Regions from separate parts of the Homo sapiens genome. Here regions 1 and 3 are each linked to region 2. Evidence: read pairs that join two places in POLR2A ChIA-PET (ENCODE). Cell type or tissue: CD4-positive, alpha-beta T cell. All regions are shown on one strand.

Region 1 (4,000 bases), 120 kb after region 2:
TTGGGAGGCTGAGGCAGCAGGATTGCTTGAGCCCAGGAGGCAGAGGTTGCAGTGAGCTGAGATCACTCCAGCCTGCACTCCAGCCTGGGCGACACAGCAAGACCCTGTCAAATCAATAAATCAATAAATCAATAAGGAGGTCTTTCTTTCCCCAGAGCCACAGGCAGGGACTGGGGTGGAGCTGGAGCTGGGCATCCTGACGCCAATTCCAGCCTCCAGCCTGGCCTCTGGTCAGGACACACACACCATCCCCAGGATCTGCCCCAGCTGCAAGACGCCAGCTCTGGGACTGACCACCCATGTTCACTGGCATCCACTGTGCCCCCCGCCCCCAGGCTCCATGCTCACTGGATGCTTCAGGCAAACACCAGGCCCCAACGCTAAAACTTCTGTGACCAACTTTCTAAAAATGAGCCTGGAAAGCAGCTTCCGGGAGAAGGTGAGGTTTCCGAGGAGAATCTGAAGTCCTCTGATCTGCTGGTGATACCTGGGGGGCTCTGGGCCAGGCAAACTGTAGCCCTCTGAGAGCTCCGCCTGGGCGTCACGGTGGCCCCTCCGTGGCCCGTGCAAAGCCCCTGAGCCGGCTGCATCAGACCCGCTGGACAACAGGCCACACAGGCAGGTCGCCCTGTGCCCCACGCCCCACACGCCTGGGTGACCGTGCCAGGCCAGCCCTGACGTCTGCCCCGCATGGAGCGCTGCGGAAGACCCGCGGAGCCGTGGCTGGCTCTGCGGCTGGGGGTCTCGGGGGAAGCACAGGGACGCAGTCCAACGGTGGACAGAAGGAAGGCGCGGTGGGGGACCCACGAGGGGGTTTTGTCGAGCGCAGGCCTGCGGCTCCTGGGGGGTTCCCGTTGAGGTGCCACGCCGAGCCACCTGTTCATTACTCTGCATTCTCACCAAAAGTTGTCCAAAAGATATTCCTTAGCCAAAAACGCCACATTACATACACCGGCCCAGGAACTCACACCCACACTTACTGCTGGGCCCGCTTATTTGTCTAGAAGCCCTCTCGCCTGTTGGAGCAGAAACAACATTATGTTAGGAACCAGCTTCCATCTCACACCAGTCATCAACTCCAGGAGACCCGAAAGCACAGCAGCGGAACTGAGGGAACACGATGGCAGCGTGGATCCGATCACGGGGGCCCAGCCTCCCTCCCACACCCCGACTTCCTCTCGGAGGCATCCGTGGCCTTCAACCGGCTCTTCAGGCCCCACCTGCTCCACACACTTCCCCTCACTGTCCAGACCTCAAAGGGGGCTTAACTGCAATTGATTCATGTACAGATTCCTACACTTCCTGTTTCCCAATCAAAAGAGTATTTATTTCCAAGACAGCTGATCCCACAGCTGAACTACCATTTGCTGGTAGAAAGGTAATTCTGAAGAATTTTTTAAAACCCTAGCAATTAACAGAGCAAGTCTTGGGGCCTCCCCACCATCCTCCCACAGGACTCAGCCCTGAACTGGCTGCTCAGCCAGTGACGGAGCCCAGAGCTGCGCCACACGGGGTACTAGAGCCAGATCACCGGAAGGTTCTAGATGAAACGGGGCAGGAAAGGGGAGGCGGACCTCACAGGTCTCTGTGTGCAAGTCCTCAGGGGCCGTAGCCCTTGACGTTTCTGTGACGGGGGCCCAGGCGTGAGGGGAAGTGAGGAAGAGGAGGAGACTCCGCCCACAGCGAGAGCAGGAAGTGCATGCAGAGGCCCACGGACGCCTGGGGCACCCGAGGGCCTTTATTTAAACTGAAGTATTGCAATAAAACCTGATTCGATGAGGCAAAGAAACACCATAAAGCTTTATTAAAAAACAAAAAGGGCTCACCTAAGCATGCGTTTTCCCTGATCAAACAAATGACAAAACGAAAGCTCAAATGCTTGAATTTCATTAGGATCCCTCGCCCAGGTCCTTGGAGGGCGGGTAGTGGATAAAGTTCCCTTGTTCCTCCTAGAAGAAGGGCAAGGTGTGGGGTCAAGCTGCCCCCAGAGGCCAAGCCCCACACGCCGGGGGCCACTGTCCTGGCTGTGAGCCCCTCCCTCCCAGCTCCCAATGAATTTGGTTTCATGACCCACCTAAACCGTATTCAAATCTGAGTTATTTAACTATTCAAAGGGATCATATTTACATGAAGGGAAAATATTCCCAGTAACTTTCTTGACGATTCTGAGGCGCTTGGGCTGATTCATGTCACGTCAGACACCACCACAGAGCTCGGTGACCCCACTCCCTGGCTGCCGTGTCGGAGGGCCTGGCTCTTTGCCAAGGAGGATTCACTAAATGACAGTGCAGGTGAGCAGGGAGACAGCTGGATTCTAAGCAATGATCGCGGAGAGCACATTCAAAATCCCTTAACGGAAGGTCATGGCATGGCCCCTCTGCTGAAAGTGCCACCTCCTCACTTTTGAGTCCCCTGATCCTCACCGGCTCGCTCAGCCATCAGGTGCCCCACGACACACAGGTGGTTTGGGGGTGCTAGGACAGACGGCCACGCGGGGAGCACCCGGCTCTCAGGCCAGCCTAGTCCCACTGGCCTCAGCAAGTTCCACATGTCAGAGCTGTTAAAAGCGATCTCTCTCACTCTGAGAAATAATTCACTTCAGAACCACACACCTTTCTCGTTTCTGAACAACCACAAAAAACTGTATCGGTGCCTGACATTAAATTAATACATGAAATACTTCTGGTCAGGGCTCCCTACAGGTGCACAGCATTCTAACCTTGCAGACCCCGCCGTGCTGAGCCCCAGGGCACCTGCCCCTCACGACACGCAGTTCCCAGACAGCCACTCCCTCACTCGCTGTGCGCAGGGCAGGACAGCCACGCCTCTGCCTTGCGCATCAGGCCAGCACTGCTGACAAGAATCACCAACTCCAGCCACAGCCAGATCTCTCATCTTTCACAAACTCTGAGAGGCGGCCATCACAGACGACGTTATTTTTCATTTTAAGGAACATTCCCTTCAGCACTTGCTGGGGCTGAACCACAGGTCGACCCCCAGGCACTGCTGTCACCTCTCCAGACAGCCACGGAGTCTGCTGTGGGTGAGGCCAGATGACAACTGTGAATGTATTGGAAATAAAACAAAACGAAGCAGGGCGATCCACGCCAAGACCTTGCTGTTGGAAGCAATGTGCTTAGCAGGCCTGGGAAACGCTGCCTCACAGTGGCACCGGGACGTGGTCAGGCCCGCGGCATGACAGACAGCAACAGCTTCCCAGACGCCGTTCCCCCAACAATCTGCCAGCGAGAAAGATTTACAAAGGCAAATAGGATGGCCTCGTCACAGCGCAAACAAACGGTATTTAATGTTCCATAAATAAGCACGCCAACGCCTTAATAAGGGTCCTTCGTCCAGCCCGGGGCCCAACCTGGGACATCGTTCCTCAGAGGTACTGGAATATTCCCCCTGGTCCGACGCACACATCATTTTAAAGCATCCTTTTTGAATTCTGTTTTCAAGGAATTAAAAAATATCCAAGTTGTTCATGGCTAGCTGAGATCTTCCTTTGAAAAACACGACACAGAACTGAAATATTCCAATCTGCCAGGTAACTCCACCCTCCACGGAAACACCTCTAGAACGTCAGGGGATGAGCTGTGCATGGTAATAGCAGGAACGCTTTCCTAAAACACTGAACTTGAACAACAGAGCATTCCTAATTCAGCTCTCCCCTGGGACCTCTCTGCTCACCAGGCGTCTCTGCCACGGGTTTCCTGCCACAGCCCCCGACCAGCCACGGACACCCCGGGCCCTCTTGGGGAAGAGAAATCCTATTTGGTGAAAATGGACTTGAGAATAAAAGTCTTCCAAAGCTTCAATTCTGCATAAGATGTTGCCTTTCCACAAGGGAACCATTAAATGCCCCAGCAGTGGGCACAGGCCAGTGGCAGACCCGGGCACACAGAGGTTCGGAGGGTGGCCCCGACTGCCAGAGAGGCTCCAGCCCAAACACAGAGGCCTTGGCCAATTTCCTCTGAGTTGCCACGGCGACAGTGCT
Region 2 (4,000 bases):
GGGACGTGGGGAGGACTGAGGGGTAACGACGGTGGGACGTGGGGAGGACTGAGAGGTAACGACGGTGGGACGTGGGGAGGACTGAGGGGTAACGACGGTGGGACGTGGGGAGGCCTGAGGGGTAACGACGGTGGGACGTGGGGAGGACTGAGGGGTAACGACGGTGGGACGTGGGGAGGACTGAGAGGTAACGACGGTGGGACGTGGGGAGGACTGAGGGGTAACGACGGTGGGACGTGGGGAGGACTGAGGGGTAACGACGGTGGGACGTGGGGAGGACTGAGGGGTAACGACGGTGGGACGTGGGGAGGACTGAGGGGTAACGACGGTGGGACGTGGGGAGGACTGAGGGGTAACGACGGTGGGACGTGGGGAGGCCTGAGGGGTAACGACGGTGGGACGTGGGGAGGACTGAGGGGTAACGACGGTGGGACGTGGGGAGGCCTGAGGGGTAGTAATGATGGGATGTGGGGAGGCGTGAGGGGACAGGATGGGTGATGGTGACAGTGACAGGGTGGGGACGGCGTCTGAGGTCTCCATCGTGTTCGTGGGACAGGCCGCCTGCATGGCCGCCGAGAGCCGTCTTGTTCCCCGCGGGCACAGGAGGGCGCGTCGCTGAGGGTGAAAGGGAAGCGGCATGGCCATGGGGCTTCCCCTTGCTGCCCACGAGCACCTGAGCCTCGGTGGGAGAGCCCGTCGGGGGGCGGAAAGTTCCTCGGTGTGTCCCCCGGCCACCCAGGTTCCCGTCGGGGGCCACCACAGCCTCCTTTGCTCTCTCTGCCTGGGTCTGCGGCTGCTGAGCTCTCGGGAGGGGAGGAGGGCCGACCTCAAGAGAGCTGTCGAGGCCTAAGGAGCCAGCGGCAGCCTGCACCTCACTCCTGCGGGCTGGCGGTGCGTGTGGGCCGACCCCGTCCCAGCGCCGGGTCAAGTGTGTTCCACAAGGTCTCAGACGCTGCAGGGACGCGTGGCCGGGACCAGACACAGCCCAGGCACCCTCCAGGGCCTTCCCGCTGCCCCATGGCAGCAGCTGACAGAGAGCGGGATGGACAACCCTGACACCACTCAGCAGAGGACAGCACAGCAACCGAACCGCAGAGGAGGCTGTACCGCCCACCCATCCACACCGCGGACGAGAGCCGTACGTGGAGCCGTGCTCGCCCCGCAGACACGGCCTGTGCCGTAGCCCTGAGAGGAAAGCCACGGCTTCCCCTTTCACAGGTGGACAACGGGCCCATCCTGGGGTTGGTCTGAGGCCATGTGGCTCGCTGGCGCTGGGCTGAAAGACAGGACCGCCCCCCCACCCCCCAACTCCTTCCCGCCACGAGCACTTCTGACCCATGAGGTCAGCCACAGCTGCCCGGCCCTGCCCTTGCTATTCCGGGGGCGGCTTCCTTGGGTAGGGTATGGTTGCCGATGACACCTACGGTTTCCCATACCAGCTCTCTCTGCTGATAATTTCCATCTTCTTATTCAGCTTTTCCACAGACACAAAGGGTTTTTTCCCTTCCTAGCATATTTTGAATTGCAGGTAGCATGTGACCCTCACGGCGTGTGGGAGACCTGAAAGAGGAAACTTACTTTGCCTAACGTCAGATGTCCCCGCAACAGGATGTGGTGAGCTGTTATACCACAATTTAATTTAATAAGGAGGGCTTTTTTTTCCCTTATATTAGATTTTTCTCTAAAATACTCCTCAGGTGGAAACTATTGTTTTTTCCTAAAACTCGACTGTGGCGTTTTGAATCCTGGCTGCAGGCTGAGAGCCTCCCTCGAGGCCACATCCACACACCCACACTCATACCCACCTCTCTATACACATCTGGAATTGAGTGAAGGAGGAAATCAGTACATTTTTAAATATAAAAACTACCAAGTACAAGGGCAGGCATGGCTTTCACTGCCTCACCTGTGAATCTTATCTGTGCCCTTGCTGGGGCCACGCAAGCTCTCACTAGCTGTGCGTAAACAAGCCGTAGGCGAGACGCCTTTCTCAGTCAAGTATTCGTACCTTCACATAACCAGTTTCTTCTTTTTGATCATCATTTTGAAAGAAAGTTGACATTTAAACTTCACCCTGTAGTGAGCTACCCAAAGTTCACCTCTTAAGTTTCACGCAGGAGTTTTGTTTCTCTATGCTGGGAATGATGAGGGCCAGAACGGAGCTGCCAGGGCCTGAACGCTGTTTGATATATTTTGCCCCCTTGCTGCCTGGCTTGGAAGCAACATTTTTCTGCATTTCTGAATGCCCGGTTTCTGAAAGCAATTAAGGATCTTACATTTTAAGGAATGAACAAACTACCATTTCCCCAGCAGTTATGCAGCCCTGCCTGGCCCTTTGTGCACCTGCTTGCTCCTTGCAACAGCCCCGGGAGCGGCAAAGGCAGGTACTGTAGTCACCCAGTCTGTTCACAGGGACCACGGAGGGCTCGGAGAGTGGGAATGGCTGCCAGGGACCCCAGAGCTGACAGGGCAGGACTGACCCTTACTGGGGTCTGAGCTCAGCCGGCTCTGCTGGGCCCTGAACAGCCACCTGCCCCCAGATCCTCCCAGATGGCGGCCTGGGGCCCCGCTGGGCAAGCCACAGTGTTAGATGTGTGTTTTTTCTTTCAGTACTTACTAGGAAAGTCATGGAAAGCTGGATGGGCCTACTGGCTGGTGCCTGGGGGACGACTCAGACCCTGGGACAGGAGGGTTCCCACCCTGCCCAGCCAGCTCCTGGCCCCAGGAGTCCGTCCTCTCTCCTCCAAATCTGGCCCCCGTCCCTTCCCTCTCTGGTCCTCCCTGTTTCACCTGCAGGGTGCTCAGTGCCCGGAACTTGGCGTATCTGAGGTGAGGGAAGGCTGGGGGCGGGGGTGTTTACTGCCACTTTCCTTTCCTGCGGTGTGCGCCTTTTAACACAAGCAAAACACACACATCAGCAGACACCCCCCACAGACACACACATCAGTGGACGCACCCCCCCCACACAAAACACATCAGCAGATACCCTCCACACACAGACATCAGTAGACGCACCCCCCCAACACACACACAAAACACACACACCAGCAGACGTCCCCCCACCCAGACACAATCCGTGGACGCACCCCCCCCCACACACACAGAGACACAAACATCAGTGGACACCCCCCACCACACACAAAACACACACATCAGCAGGCGCCAGCCCCTACACCCAGACATCAGTAGACGCACCCCTCTACACACAAAACACACACATCAGCAGATGCCACCCCCCCTACACCCAGACACACACATCAGTGGACACCCCCCCCCACACACACAAAACGCATCAGCAGATACCCCCCCACACACACACAGACACAAACATCAGTGGACACCCCCTCCCCATACACAAAACAAAACACACATCAGCAGACGGCCCCCCCCAACAGACACACACATCAGTGGACGCCCCCTCCCCACACACAAAACACACACATCAGCAGACGCCCCCCCACACATGCACAGACACACATATCAGCAGATGCCCCCTCCCCACACACAGCAGACAACCTCCCACACACAAAACACACACATCAGCAGACGCCCCCACACACACAGACATACACATCAGTGGATGCCCCCCCCACACACACAGACACACACATCAGCAGACGCCCCCCCCCCCACACACACAGACACACACATCAGGGGATGCCCCCCCCCACACACATACACATCAGTGGATGCTCCCCACACACACACAGACACACACATCTGTGGATGCACCCCACACACACACAGACACACACATCAGTGGATGCTCCCCACACACACACACACACATCAGCAGACGCCCCCCCCCCCACACACACAGACACACACATCAGCGGATGCCCCCCCCCCCACACACACAGACATACACATCAGCGGATGCTCCCCCCACACACACAGACACACACATCAGTGGATGCCCCCCCACACACACATACACATCAGTGGATGCTCCCCACACACACACAGACACACACATCAGTGGATGCCCCCCACACACACA
Region 3 (4,000 bases), 130 kb after region 2:
CATACATTTGGGGTTCAGAGTTTCTATACCATGCTGTTACTTATGAAACATCTCTTTAACCACGCCCCTTCCCTGGAGGGTTGCTAAGGGCTTCATAGGTTTCCCTGTCTAAACTCTTAGCATGAACACCCACCTCATGGACTACCACCATGTCTAAAAACTCAGATCACCAATGGATCAGTCAACTTTCCTACCCTAGACGTGTGTCCAGGGCATTAGGATCAAGGCCAAACTGCTCAGCACGGCACCTGATACCCTTCAGCCCCACGTCCCCTCCCGGAGTGGCCAGGCAGGAACCTCCCCACCTAAAAGCCACTCGCAGTCATTCTCACCCACTCCAGGACTTTGGAGTCATCTCTCCCCAACGCCATTCAGTCAATCCCCAAGTGCTTGCTGGACCCCGGTCCCCTCTCCTCCCTCTGCCCAGGATCCTGATTCTTTTTTTCTGCTCTGTCTTGCAGGCTGGAGTGCAGCGGCATGAACAGGGCTCCCTGCAGCCCCAACTTCCTGGGCCCAAGTGATCCTCATGCCTCAGCCTTCTGAGTAGCTGGGACTACAGGCACATGTCACCACACCTGGCTAATTTATTTCTAATTTTTGTTGTTGTTGAGATGAGGTCTTGCTATGTTGCTCAGGCTGGTCTTAAACTCCTGGGCAACTCTGGGACATGGTTAAAGAGATGTTTCACAAGTAACAGCATGCTGTAGAAACCCTGAACCCCAAACTTACGGATCCTCAGGAACACCCCAGACTTTAGAAGGAAAGTCAGAAGGTGCTGACACAGGTGCATAACTAAAGGGAAATCCTTCTTTCTCAGCTCCAACCATGGCTGTGAGCTTCATTCACACTGACTTAAAAAAAAAAATCTCAGCTGTTTACTTAAAAGTAAATAGCTTTTTCTATAATTCTGGTTTGCTAATTTAATTCTAATCTCCAGACTCTGGCAAAATACATGCTCACTTTTTTTTTCTTTTTCTTTCTTTCTTTTTTTTTTTTTTTTTTTTTGAGACGGAGTCTCGCTCTGTTGCCCAGGCTGGGGTGCAATGGTGTGATCTCCACTCACTGCAACCTCCACCTCCCGGGTTCAAGTGATTCTCCTGCCTCAGCCTCCCAAGTAGCTGGGATTACAGGTGTGCGCCACCACGCCCGGCTAATTTTTGTACTTTTAGTAGAGACGGGGTTTCACCATGTTGGTCAGGCTGGTCTTGAGCTTCTGACCTCTTGATCCGCCCGCCTAAGCCTCCCAAAGTGCTGGATTACTGGCGTGAGCCACCGCGCCCAGTGGATAAGTGCTCATTTCTTGAACTCCTGAGCTCAAAAGATCCTTGTGCCTCAGCCTTCTAAAGTGCTGGGATTACAGTCATGAGCCACTGCACCCAGTCCTGAGGGCCTCTTTGACAACTCTCTGCTTGCCTCCTCCGAAGGCCCTAGTGTGGTGGTTAAAAGAGAGGCCTCTGGCCTCAAACCACCTGAGTTTGTTTGATGGCCTAGAACATGGCCCATCCTGGAGGATGTTACTTGTGCGCTTGAGAAGAATGTGTATTCTGCTGTCGTTGGGTGGAGTGTGCTAGCTATAGATATCTGGTAGGTCTAATTGGTTTATACTGTTGTTCAGGCCTTCTGTTGCCTTGTTATCTGCCTGGTTGTTGTATCCATTATTGAAAGTGGAGTATCGAAGTCCCCATTCTCTGTTGTAGAACTGCTTCTCCCCTCATTCTGTGAGTTTTTGCTTCATAGATTTTGGAGCTCTCTTATTAGCTGCACGTATGTTTATCATTGTTGTATCTTTCTCACAGATTAGTGCTTTTATCATTACGAAACATTCCTCTTTAATAAAACCTTTTTTAAAAAGCCTATTTTGTCTAACATTAGCAGCCACTCCAGCTTTCCTGAAGTCGCTGTTGGTGTGTCGTCTTTTCCCATCGTTGTAGTCTATGTGTGTAGCTTTGAGTAGAAAGTATGTCTCCTCTAGACGGCATAAAGTTGGGTCATGTTTTCTTAATTCAGTCTGACAGCCTTTGCTTTCTGATTGGTTGTTAAATCCACTCACATTTAATGTTATTATTGAACTTTACTTTTCATTTCTATTCCACTTTACTTTTCATTTTCTATTTTTCTTATGTCTTCCCCTCATTTATTTCTTTATTGACTTCTTTGCATTAAGTGAATTATTTTCTACTGAGTTTTTAAACTTTTTTTGTTACTGTTTTAGTGATTGCTCTAGTATGTACCATATACATTTCGACTCCAGTGACACACAAAAACACTATCCCTATGTAGCTAGCTCCATTCCCTTCCCGCTTTTATACATTCTACATTGTAAACAGTAATGTTACAAACCTAAGAATACATTGTGATAACCATTATTTTACCATCTGTAGTTATTTCTTTAGTCCAATATAGCTTTGTTCTCATTCCCTTTCTTTGTATTGTTATTAGCAATACACTACACATATATTACATTGCTATAAGTTATAGGCCCAACATTATATTTTATATACATTATTTTATACAATCACTTTTCACACCAGTTATAAAAAGAGAAAAATATGTATTCGTACTGTCTTATGAAATTACGTAATTACCTTAAGAGGCACTCTGTTTTTTTCATGTGATTTCAAATTACTGTCTGAAGTTTCTTGCTCACTGCCTGAAGAACTTCCTTTAGTATTTTTTGTAAGGTGGGTCAGCTGGCAACAAACTCTCAGTTTGTCGGAAAAAGTCTTTATTTCACCTTCATTCTTGAAAGAAAGCTCTGCTGCGCATAGGATTTGGGATTGATAGGTTTCCTTCCTCCCTCCCTGCCTCCCTCTGCCTCCCCCTCCTTTCCCCTCCCCTCTCCTCCTCTCTCCTTTCCTTTGGCTGTTATCCCACTGCCTCAGGCTCACATCGTTGCCGCTTAGAAGTCACTTGTTAGCCTTATTGGGGTTCCCTTGTAAGTGATACCTTATTTTATTATTTTGGCTTTTGAGATTTTCTCCTTATTATTGACTTTCAGCATTTTTACTCATAATGTGTTGGTCTGTGGGCCTCTCTAGGCTTGCCCCAGTTGGAGTTCATTGAGATTCCTGGTTTTGTAGGTTATTTTTTTAAACTAATCTGCGATATTTTCAACCATTATTTCTTTTAATATTTTTGCATCCCTTTTTTCCTCTTTCCTTTCCTTCTAGTGAACCCCCTGTGTGGGCTGGTGCCCTGGAGGGCGTCCCTGGTGCCCCTCAGCTCTCCGAGGCTCCCCTTGGTCTCCTTCATTCTATCTGCTCTCTGTTCGGGGCTTGCATACTCTCTACTGATGTATCTTCAAATTCACTTTCTTTCTTCTGCCAGTTCAAATCGATTGTTGAGCCCCAATAGTGAATGGTTCACTTCAGTGACTGCGCCTTCCAACTCCTGAATTTCCACTGGTTATTTTTTATACATTCTATCAACAGTCTCTACGTGATGTGACATTGTCGTCCTGCTTCCTTTAATCAAGATTTACTTTAGTTCTCTGAGCATATAAGGGATATTTTGGCCTTTTCCCATTAAATCCAATATCTGGTCATTCCCCAGGCAGTTTCTGTTGTCTGCTTTTTAAAAAATTTAAATGTGGGGGTCATACTCTTGTGTTTCTTTGCATGCCTCCTATTTTGTTGGAAACTGGGCATTTTAGACAATGTATTATAGCAGCTCTGGATACTGGTCCCCCTGTGTGGGGCTTGTTATTTGCTTATTTACTTGTCTTGTGACTTCTGAGATGACTGCAGTGAAGCTATTCCACACACTGCCCCCTCCACCAGTAGAGTTATGCCTCTGGCTTGCTCCTTAGGGAGAGGAGTCTTACCTGTGCCCAGAGTCACCCTGGAATGCAGGATTTTGAGAGCGATCTCTTCCTCTCTTTCCCCGACCACATTGATAGAGATCTCTTCCTCTCTTTCCCCGACCACATTGATAGAGATCTCTTCCTCTCTTTCCCTGACCATACCCAGCTGTTAAATTCCACGGCTGCCATTGGATTGCT

The links. Peaks named below come from ENCODE experiments on the same cell type or tissue, not always from the same donor. Only the 100,000 strongest peaks of a DNase experiment are listed, where the experiment ranks them.
Region 1: POLR2A ChIA-PET joins it to region 2 with 51 read pairs; 16 of 35 experiments call an interaction of 5 or more read pairs at or near these places.
Region 3: POLR2A ChIA-PET joins it to region 2 with 17 read pairs; 16 of 35 experiments call an interaction of 5 or more read pairs at or near these places.

Annotation. Positions count from the first base shown.
Region 1 is chr18:79,403,575-79,407,574 of GRCh38, reverse strand. The region is part of intron 1 of NFATC1 (nuclear factor of activated T cells 1); the gene reads right to left. Among named protein-coding and RNA genes, the nearest start is that of NFATC1, 9.6 kb to the right of the region's middle. RefSeq lists a silencer at 1-155 and enhancers at 178-771, 1,962-2,557, 2,679-2,738. In CD4-positive, alpha-beta T cell, CTCF peaks have their summits at 1,575 and 1,775; DNase peaks (open chromatin) are centred at 1,194, 1,624, 2,254 and 2,824; H3K4me3 peaks cover 3,015 bases; H3K27ac peaks cover 3,493 bases.
Region 2 is chr18:79,521,472-79,525,471 of GRCh38, reverse strand. All of the region lies in intron 9 of NFATC1 (nuclear factor of activated T cells 1), which reads right to left. LOC102723506 (a long non-coding RNA gene) reads left to right here and starts at 1,956. Exons shown (of 3, transcript XR_935689.3): 1 at 1,956-2,384; 2 at 2,611-2,829. RefSeq lists a silencer at 689-758. In CD4-positive, alpha-beta T cell, no CTCF peak of the experiment used is centred here; DNase peaks (open chromatin) are centred at 671, 1,561, 1,941, 2,861 and 3 weaker places; H3K4me3 peaks cover 2,510 bases; H3K27ac peaks cover 2,769 bases.
Region 3 is chr18:79,388,753-79,392,752 of GRCh38, reverse strand. No RefSeq gene overlaps it. Among named protein-coding and RNA genes, the nearest start is that of NFATC1, 5.2 kb to the left of the region's middle. In CD4-positive, alpha-beta T cell, no CTCF peak of the experiment used is centred here; no DNase peak of the experiment used is centred here.